Linked DNA regions of Homo sapiens: region 2 is linked to region 1. A link is a loop called in an ENCODE intact Hi-C map of the cell type or tissue named here. Cell type or tissue: Caco-2. All regions are shown on one strand. Links, peaks and the distances in the headings refer to the core of each region. The heading gives the core; the rest is flanking DNA.

What was found. Peaks named below come from ENCODE experiments on the same cell type or tissue, not always from the same donor. Only the 100,000 strongest peaks of a DNase experiment are listed, where the experiment ranks them.
Region 2: a loop joins it to region 1, with 16 times the contacts of the local background. A loop is called at or near these places in 4 of 110 quality-filtered maps.

Annotation. Positions count from the first base shown.
Region 1 is chr3:45,477,914-45,483,296 of GRCh38, reverse strand. The region is part of intron 10 of LARS2 (leucyl-tRNA synthetase 2, mitochondrial); the gene reads right to left. It overlaps LARS2-AS1 (LARS2 antisense RNA 1), which reads left to right. Exons shown (of 4, transcript NR_048543.1): 4 at 1-602. Among named protein-coding and RNA genes, the nearest start is that of LARS2-AS1, 29 kb to the left of the region's middle. In Caco-2, for the core only: no CTCF peak of the experiment used is centred there; a DNase peak (open chromatin) is centred at 2,866.
Region 2 is chr3:45,410,751-45,416,133 of GRCh38, reverse strand. All of the region lies in intron 4 of LARS2 (leucyl-tRNA synthetase 2, mitochondrial), which reads right to left. Among named protein-coding and RNA genes, the nearest start is that of LARS2, 25 kb to the right of the region's middle. RefSeq lists a silencer at 1,131-1,331. In Caco-2, for the core only: no CTCF peak of the experiment used is centred there; DNase peaks (open chromatin) are centred at 3,203 and 4,833.

The DNA of each region.
Region 1 (5,383 bases), core at 133-5,132:
GAGGCTGGGAGGTGAGGGGTTATAGAATAAAAGTCACTAGGTAATATCTAGAACTGGTGAATCAAAAGACAGCAGTATAGGCATATACGGCACATGGACAGACATACAGATAGGGATGTCTATGCCAGAGAAACAGCAGGTGGCACAGACTACCAGTTGACCCCTGTACCTGCTTCCTCTTCTAACTCAGCAATAGAATGTTGAGTTGGACACATGGCTAGTGTGTTTAGCTAACGAAAGCACTGTTCAGCCTCCCTTGCAGCTAGGTGTGGCCATGGAGGATGTGCAGAAGCAACTGCTAGGTCACGGCCTCAAAGGGAAGGAGCATGCCCTTCTCCCCACCCTTCCCCACTTCTTACTTCACTGGAACGCAGATCAAGTGTAGACCAACTTAGAAACACAGAGAAGGACAGGACTCTAGAAGGGCAGAGCAGGAAGACAAGACAGAGGATAACTGCCCTAACCACCTCACAAAGTAGACTTTTCACACATGCTCAAGAGTTTCATGTAGGTAGAATAAACTCCTGTTTAAGCCTCTGTCATAGCCACTGAACTTGTATCCTAAGAAACATATACCTAAATAAAAGTGTTTGGTTAAGGAGGCTGCTTTTATTGTTCTTGTTATTATTAGTACTCTTTGACTTTTCATATAATATACATATATCACTTGGACTTTAAAAAACAAATTAGTTTTTAAAAAGAGATGAAAATTAGAGTGATCTTGAAGTATTATCATTTTATATCTGATAAGTTAGCAAAACGTTTTAGCAAGGTGACACTAATGTTTGTGAAGTTGCTGTGAAATGCATACATCATTGGATATGGCACTCTATATAGCCCTCTCAGAAACCATGTAGAAATAGAAATAGAAAATAGAAAAATAGAAAAATGTTTGTAACCTTTGACCAAAAGAACCCCACACTTGGGAATATCTCCTAAGGAAAATTCTATGAAGCAAAGAGCCATGTGGACATAAATGGTCACAGCAGTTATCTCCATAATAGCCCCAAACATGAAAAAAGCCCAGTGTTCAACATGATGGGAAAGACTTAGGATATTAAGGTACATTGAGTTGATAGGACATTATGTATGGATTAAAAAACAATTGTGAAGCCCGCATGAAAACACAGAAATGTTTTCTGATAGCATATTAAGTGAAGGCCAGAAAATAAAGAGGCAGAAGCAGCCTGATTTTTAAGATAATGTGGGAACGTGAGTTAAAAAGTAACATGACCATGTGCAAAAGAATGAAGTTGGACCCTTACTTCATGCCATATACAAAAATTAACTCCAAATGGATTAAAGATCCAATTGTAAGATCTAAAACTATAAAACTCTTAGAAAATAAAATACGTATAAATCTTTGTGGCCTTTTATTAGGCAATAGCGTTTTAGATATAACACCAAAAGCAAAAGCAACAAAAGAAAAAACAGACAAACTTAATTTCATCAAAATGAAAAACTTGTGCTTCAAAGGGCACCATGAAGACAAACTCTCAGAAGTTGAGAACAACTTAGTAGATTACGTATCTGATAAGAGACTAGTATCTAGAATATATAAAAAATGGTTAAAATAATAAAAAGACAAACTAAAATTAAAAATTAAAATGAAAATGAATTTTTTAAAAGGGGCAAGAGAACTGAACAGACATTTCCCCAAAGAAGACATATAAATGGCCAATAAACACATGAAAAGATGTATCAGGGAAATGCAAATTAAAACTACACTGAGGTATCACATCATATCCACTAGGATGACCATAATCAAAATGACCACAGACAATAAGAAGTGTTGGTAATGATGTGGAGAAACTGGAATTCTCATACACTGCTGGTGGGAATGTAAAATGGTGAAGCCACTTTGGAAAATAGTCTGGCAGTTCCTTAAACTTCATGGCCCAGCAATTCTACCCCTAGGTATATTGCCAAAGAAATAAAAACATACATCCACACAAAAATCTTTATTAATGTTCATAGAAGTATTATTTATAACTATAGTAAAAAAGTAGAAATAACCCAAATGTCCATCAATTAATAAAATGGATAAATAAAATGTGGCCTATCCATATAATGGAGGATTATTTGGAAATAAAAAGGAAAGAAAACATTATGCTAAGTGAAAGGAGCCAGACAATAAGATGACAAATATTATATTTGATTCCATCTACATGAAATGTCCAGAATAGGCAGATCTACAGAGACAGATGGCAGATTAGTGATTGCCTAGGGCTGGAGATTAGGCAAGAATTGGGGAGGGATGACTGCCAGAGGGTCTGAGATTTCTTTTTGGGATGATGAAAATGTTCTAAAATTGACTGTGGGGATGGTTGTATAAATTTGTGAATATATTAAAAACCATGGAATTGTATATATTAAGTAGGTTCTTATATGGTATGCTCAGTTGTTACAAAAGAAAGTAATATAAAAAAATGTAGTGTACTGCTTGAAAGAGTTGAACTGCTTCTTATTACATGTAAAAGTTATATTATACCAGTTTCTCAGTTAGGACAAAAATTGGTCTTTGAACTTAAATATTAGCAGATTTGCAATGAATGCACGGTAGCAGCTCGCATGCTATACCTGGTCAAAATCTATTTCCTAGAAACAACACAATTAAAATCCAAAGTTCCTGAATAGGTCTCTAGTGTTCTCCATATTTCTTCCTTCCTTCCTAATTACTAATGTGTTCAGTAATCACTCCTGTGCTAGTGATGTGATGCAGGAATCTAAGAAGGTGAAATCAGAAGAAACTGAAGCATTTCACAATAGTAGTTAGATAACAGCAAAACACTTTAGTAATTACAAAGGAAACATTCCAGACAAAAAGGTATCTGTCCTTTGCCCTCAGGGCACCCACTGGAAAGAAGGCAGGTCTCTCACACCCTCTGGAAAAACAGACAAATGACTTACATTTGGTGTTCACCAAGGCGGCAGTCCATATAACTAGTTTCTAGGGATACTGCATGGAAACAGGGCTCCGTGGTCAACTGGGTGTGACAAGAGTGCCTATGACTTCCTCTCTCAGACAGTCACAGTGCACATTAGCACAGCAAAGGTTCTGAGAAGTCCAAAGCAAAGATACCTGTTTTTTTTTGTTTATTCCAGATTTTTTGAGCACAGAAGCTTTTCCCTTCACATAACATCAAAGAATTCTACTTGAAACAGTTTGATGGAAAACCAAACCATTACCCCAGAATTACAGATCTGCTCTCACCCTTTGTCCTCACCCCATATGGATACTATGGAGACAAGGACAAAACAGTAGTGAGCAATTAATTATTATTTAATGACCTGGGGCTTCCAGGGAGGCTCTTGCTCTCTAATGTGCCTGTAATGTGTCAATAACAACAGAGTTCCAAGTTGTCCTTTGGAGAGACCGCATCTGCCCTTTCAGCAAAAAATGCATTGTGTAGATAGTTGGTGACTCAGAGCTGAAGTGTGTGGTTCCAAAGCCCCAGGGTTTGAATATTTTAATATTAGGAATGCAAGAAAAGATTTCAGGAAAAGACAGAACAGCTTCTAGAATTCTGATCATATTTCCCCATTGATGCCTTTTATGGCTTCTAGTTCCTATCAAGTGAGAGCTTACATAACATGACTTAAGTCAGATTTGGTCAGCTGAGAGAAGGAGGCGACGTCAACGATTATGGAAATAAACTAAATTTCAAGAGCTCTAGGGGAGCACCTTGCTTTTTTTCCTCTCTTAAAGGAATCTGTGCCAAATTAAGGATGCTAAGCACAAAACAGTACATTTAGTCAATAACATCGGCAACCCAGTTGGCCAGCTAGAAATCAAGAAATCATCCAGGGATCCTCCACCCTCGCAGCCTTCCACAGACTTCTCAGACCTGTTCCCTCCCTCCATCCTGATCCCTGCTGTTCTGGGGGCCTCGCCATCTCTTTCCACAATTAATGGGGTCAGCCAGCCTGCCACTCTAGCATCACCCTGGCCACATGTGTCACTCTCCTCCACAGGGCCCCTCAAAGCTTCTTCTCTACCCACAAGGTCCTCCAAGACCACCTTGGCTGACAGCCCCAATACAAGCTCTGCCAGGAAGGCTAAACTTACAAAGCTTACGTGACCTTCCTTAAGTCATATGGATGGCTCTAGGACCAGAATCTTGGTCATCTCAGGCCAAATCAGGAGCCGATATGTAGAAACAAACTTAGCAACTACAGGAGCTCATGTTTGAGAATTGAAACTCCTGCAAGTGATAAATTTAGTCACAACTGTGTGCTGCCATGACACTCGGTGGTCACTGCTTCAACACAAATCATCCTTAAAATCTGACATTCAATGAAAAAAAATGAGGTGGTCAGCAATGGTAAATGACAGCAGTGATACAACATCCTGGTTTAAAATGTAATCCCAAAGGCCAGAAGAGGCATAAATCATACATTCCTAGGTAATCTGAATTCATCTTTTGGGAACATTGTATTACACTCAATGCACTGTACTGGCCTTCTGTGACTATGATGTCAAAAATCCAGGGACGTGATGTGCAAATTAATTTAGAGATTTTGAATATATTGACATCTGCAAAAAGAGTATTTCTACTCTGAAAATTAGAATTGGAAAATTTTACTGCCAAGTGTAATGTTCCATTTGGAATAATTTCAGAGATTATTAAAAAGAGGGGAGAAAGTAACTAATGAGCCCTTCAAATGGAACATTACACTTGGCACTAAATTTGCCAAAATGAAATGACTAGGCCAGGTCAGGTGTGTCGATATCCATGTGTTCATGAAAACAGTGCTGTTTGCGTGTACTAAAAAAAATTTCTCCATTTCCTACATATGAAAATGTTTTGAATTTATACAGTGCCTTTCATCTCAGGAACTCCATCCTCTATAATTTGTTAGCTCATTAACAAATCATAGCTCCCCTATTAATAGTACCTTATTTTCATTTGTGTCCCCAAATTTAGCCATAAGAGAAAATGTAAGGGCTAGAGATGTTTACATGTTTTAGTTTTTCAATTTTAGATATTATTCAGCCACCATAGCCCTCAAGGAATATCAAATTGCTCATGAGAGTAAAACTATGAGATTTCCCTTTAAACTAAACAGTTGAAACATATCCAGTTTTTCTTTTGAGCAAGGAAAGAAAATAAACCTGAGAGAGACAGCTATATTGGGCTTTATAAGCATGCATAGAAATTTTAACTCAAAAGACTCTTTTCTCTATTTCAATACATATTGCAAAGAGGTGAAACTGAGAGGTGACATCTGCCTTGTGTGGGGCGAGTGGCATATGCATCTGGCTGTCCTCTGTTCTGCCTCTCTGGGGCATCCAGTTAAGACTGGAATGGCTCATCTATGCCCCACCAAGAGTGCATGCAGCAGGCTCTTTAGAAAGTGCTCACTGATTTGAATCCGGCTT
Region 2 (5,383 bases), core at 147-5,146, 67 kb after region 1:
TACTGAAGTACTGAAGTTCATCCCTTTCTTCCCTACCAGTAAGGGAGGGAAACCCCCACCTCTACCCAAACAGCCAGATAGATGAAAACTAAGAAAAATACACAGGAACACAGCAGAAAAGGTATTCCAGAGAGTAACTTTTGAGACTGGATAAAAGTAAGGCTTTGGACTAAGCCCTATACATCATTTACACTAATTTCTAAAATAGCCTCTCTCTCTCTCTCTCTCTCTCTCTCTCTCCCTCTCTCTCTCTCTCTATATATATATATATATTTTTTTTTTTTTTGAGATGGAGTCTTGCTCTGTTGCCCAGGCTGGAGTGCAATGGTGCAATCTCGGCTCACTGTAACCTCCACCTCCCAGGTTCAAGTGATCCTCCTGCCTGAGCCTCCCCAGTAGCTGGGATTACAGGCACATACCCCCACACCCGGCTAATTTTTGTATTTTTAGTAGAGATGGGGTTTTGCTATGTTGGCCAGGCTGGTCTTGAACTCCTGGCCTCAAGTGATCTGCCTGCCTCGGCCTCCCAAAGTGCTGGGATTACAGGAGTGAGCCACTGAGCCTGGCCTAAAATAGCCAATATTTTTAAATTAATTGCAAACCACTAGCTATGCTTTTGGTATAAGAAAGGTTCCATGTGTAGGTTCCTTTTCTCCTCAGTTTCATCGTCTGTAAAATGGGGATGATAGCATAACTACCTCATTGGATCACTGTGAAGATTAAGTGAGTTAAGAAAAGTGCTGAGAATAGTGCCTGCCACACAGTAAAGTGCTGTATATAATGTTGGCCACTAGTATTATTATTTCTAAAGAGTACTGCTCTCTAATCACCTTCTAGAAGATATTTTCATTCTCCAAAGAACAAGGAATCACAAATCTTCAAGCACAAAGAAGGTTTTGAGATATATCCTCTACCCCCCAACCCCTTATTTGACTGTTCAAGCAACTGTGGCCCAGCAGGAGTGAGGAGTCTAGAAGCAATTACCTTAAGCAAGCCCAGGCCAGTAAGGCATTCTTGTCTGCAAATGAGTGGCCAGTCACAGCTGAGCTGGCAGCTTCACTATCAAGCTCTCTCAAACTACATGCCATGAGCAGGAAAAATGGTTTGACACATCTGCTGTGGCATCAGGGGACAGTCTCAGGAAGCCAGGCTCCCTGCCCCTGTCAGGAAAGACACACTGCTTACAAAATTCAGTCCCCTACCATTCTCTGAAACTGAATCCAGCCACAAAACCACAGACGCCACTTCTTTCTGAAGCCTGCCTGTGGGGAAGGACTGACCAAGAAGACTCTGATATTTCTGTTATAGAAAACAGCCCATTCCAGTTGACCCTCTTATTTCCTATCAAGTTCATGGGCTGTCAACCTGGGGTAAGTTTTATTTTGCTGCCTTTTTTTTTTTTAAGAGACAGGGTCTTGTTTGGTTGCCGAGGCTGAAGTGCAGTGGCGCCACGATCAGTTCACCGTAATCTCGAACTCCTGGCTGCCAGCTATCCTTCTCCCTCCCAAAGTGCCAGGATTACAGGCATGAGCCACTGCCCCCAGCCCCTTACTTTGCTTTTTGATCATGCAGAGAAGCTAGGCTTATGTTCACACACATTTCCTTAAAATAATGACGAATACTGAGAGGCACTTACTGGCACCACCTCACCACACACGCATATCAGAATGGGACATTTTCAACTAAAGAAATAGGTCTTGTTTTCTTCCATAATTACATATTCACCATAATTTGGTAAGTAGAGAAAAATAGAAGAAAATAAGACTCACCTGTTATTCTACCATACAGCCATACGTACCAGTTACATGTGGTAAATTTGTATCTAATGTTTAAAAATTGAGAATATATTATTTATATATGTATTTTTTATCTCTGGTTTTTCACTGTACCTGCTGTCAATGCAGCCTGTTAGTGACTGCTTTGAATGACCAGCTATATTTGTTTTCCTAAAAGTTATTTCCATTTTTCAGCATTATAAAAAAGGCCAGGATGAACATTCTTGGGCATAAATCTTTGTATATACTCTTAACATTTCCTTTAGAAAAATTTCTAGAAGTGCAACTACAGGGTAAAAGGGTATGAAAAATTTTAAGACGTTTGACATATACAGCCAAATGGCATCCCCAGAAAGACTGCAGCGAACCACACTTCCACCTGCACATGAGCACCTGGAGTTTTCCTCCATCTTTATGTCCAGCACAAGCACACTTGTACTACCCACTGGCCACCTATGCCTCAGGTCCCATAAGCACTTACACTTCAAAGTGTCCCAACCTAGGTGCATCTTGCAATCCCAGTCGCCAGATCTGTTCTCTCCTAAGCCCCTGTCTTAGCAGGCAGCAGTAAGAGAACAGGCATACCCCTTCCAGTGGTTGGAGTCACTTACCTTAAAGGCATACTTCCACTATGCACATTAATATTTTTTAAGTTGATTTTTAGTAGTCCGATGAAACAATTCCATCTAAAGAACTGAGACCATCTCTCTAAAATAGAGCTGCTCTTACTCCTTTGGCTAGTGCACAGGAAATGCTAACCAAGGCTTGTTCTCCAGGAGCCTGTTGAGGGCAAAGGTCCTAAATCTAACTCTGCCTGTTTACTATCAGTGGAGCCTGAGGCACATTACTTACTAATTCTGAGTCTCAACTATAAATGGTAACTGAAAGCAGCTACCTTGAATTATTGAGCATGACATGTTCATGATGTCTGTGGCACATCTAGCATGGTGCCCGGCACAGCACAGGCACCCAATAAATGGCAGCACTTGCTGCTGTGGCCGCTGCAGCTGTCTGCTTTCTTGATCTTTAGCATCTCACAGCATCGCACATCACTGATTCCCTTACCACAATTTCAGCCTCCATCTCTTTGGCCACATTTAACATAGTTGCTTTCTGACAAGAGGACGGAAGATATTAATACCTGAATCTCACACAGATCCTCACACAAACATGTACGTTCCTAAGGGTGGGTTACTTCTAACAAGCCTCTGCAGAAGGTTGGTGCTAGGCATTGGAAGTTCTTACCCAAACCGAACGGACCACACAGGCTCAAAGGGCCAATCAAGTACTTGGCCCCCTTTTCAGTAAAAGAGGCCCAGCAGTGCTTCTTTCCTGAATAGTTAATGATTCACATCAGGTGCTTCGATTAAAAGCAGCCCGGCTGTTCTTGCCACAGCTGATTGGACCAGGAGCAGTCCATCAGCAGAAGGCAGCCATCTGTGCACTGGAAGGATGGGGCCTGCCTCCAATTGCCCCAGGCAAGGACTCTGCCCTACAGTAGACTTTGCCATATTGAAGGTGGTGGTGGATGTGACCCACTGAAAACTGCTTTCTGTAAGGGATATGTGCTTACTGAACAAGCAGTCCTGTGGACCTCTCAAGCTTGCTGTTGCCCCAGGGGAGGCTGGCTTGCCACATCCTATGCTGCATTTCCCAGTTTTGGGAATCTGGGACACCTTGGATTTCCAGGCTGAGATGATCCCAAGCTACTATCTTCAATTCCTGCATCCACACCCATCCTGAGGTCAATCAGAATAGGCTGCTTTTCTTTTTACATAAGTTGATGTTTTTTCAAATTACAAACGTAATACAAGCTTAATTTAACAAATGAAATGGCATAATACAATGATAAATAAAGGCAAAGTTTATTTTTAACTCCTGGTCACTACTCGTCAATGATGTAACCAATAACACCAGCCTTTGTTTCCTTCCACATCTATCTCCCCACTCAAATACATACATACAAACATATGTACACATATATAGGAGCCTGCTTATTTGTTTTCATGAAATAGAACCTTTGCAGAGAAAAGGGAATGTTTACACACTCTTGGTGGGAGCGTAAATTGGTTCAACCATTGTGGAAGCTAGTGTAGGGATTCTTCAAAAAGCTGACAACAGAATTACCATTTGACCCAGCAATCCCATTACTGGGTATATACCCAAAGGATTATAAATTGTTCTGTCATACAGACACATCCACATGTATGTTCACTGCAGCACTATTCACAATAGCAAAGACGTGGACTCAACCTAAATGACCATCAATGGTAGACTGGATAAAGAAAATGTGGTACGTTTACAGCATAGAATACTATGCAGCCGTAAAAAAAGAACAAGATCATGTCCTCTGCAGCAACATGGATGGAGCTGGAGGCCAATATCCTCAGCAAACTAATGCAGGCCAAAAAACAAATACCACATGTTCTCACTTATAAGTGGGAGCTAAATGATAAGAACACACAGACACAAAGGGGAACAACAGACACTGGGGCCTACCTGAGGGTGGTGGGTGGGAGGAGGGAGAGGAGCAGAAAAAATAACTATTGGGTACTAGGCTTAGTATCTGGGTCACAAAATAATCTAGGTAAACTCTGGCAGGAGTATAGCTATATAACCTGCACATGTACTCCTGAACCTAAAATAAATTTTTTAAAAAAGTTAAAAAGCTTATTTTAAAAAGAGAAAGAAAATAGAAATGATTATATACATTATTTTATGACCTTTTTTCATTTAACATTATATCAGGGATCTCTGCACAAAATATGTAAGTGTGCATTGTGGGAGTTCAGTCAGGCTGGTGGGAAAAACTTTAAGATGAAGTTATAGGATATAGACACAAATCTTCTTGGAAGGCTGGAAGGTTTTGCAAAAGTCTCAGGATAGGGTTATGGCTGAAAGCTGCCTAATCCTTACCTTGAGTAAATGGCTTAAAGTAGGTACAAAGGAATGCAGTTTATCTAAATAGCTTGTTTACTCATGTGATCCTAAGACCAACCTTTGATCAACCTCGGGTGCATAACTGCTCTCTACTAGGGGTGTCGGGAACCAGGTCAATTTTCCTATAGTGGTGTTTACTCAAAGCCTTTGTCATTGAATGTGTGCTGAATAAATGCCGGCAGGGCCAGTGAGTCAGGGCCTCGGCTGCAACTCTTTACAGCACTCTCCTTGGAGTCTGTAAGTGGCGCAGATGCTCAGCTGGACTGACAGGCATACTATCTGTGTCAGTGTATGTTATTCATTTGTTGCTGGGTCAGGGTCTGTGAGTTAGATCCCCGCAGTGCATACATGTCTTTTCTAAAAATTCTAACATTCCCTGAGTATATCTATTCTATGCAGTTTTAAGAAACTGACTGGACATATCCCAATCCAGTTGAGACTTGAGGTCTCTTTTCCTCTTACTAAATGTGGCAGACCCAAAGCATTTCATCCTCTCAAACAGCATCTTCCCCTTCTAGGAAACTGTTCTGTGTCCAACTTAATATAGTGTTAGTACGAACTGCCAATCTTAAAAACCCATCCCCCTGGCTAGAGAGAGAGGCAAGTCCCTGAATCTTTCCCCAGACAGCTCTAGGCTTGTACAGAGTAAGGCGGAACGCTGGAGGAGG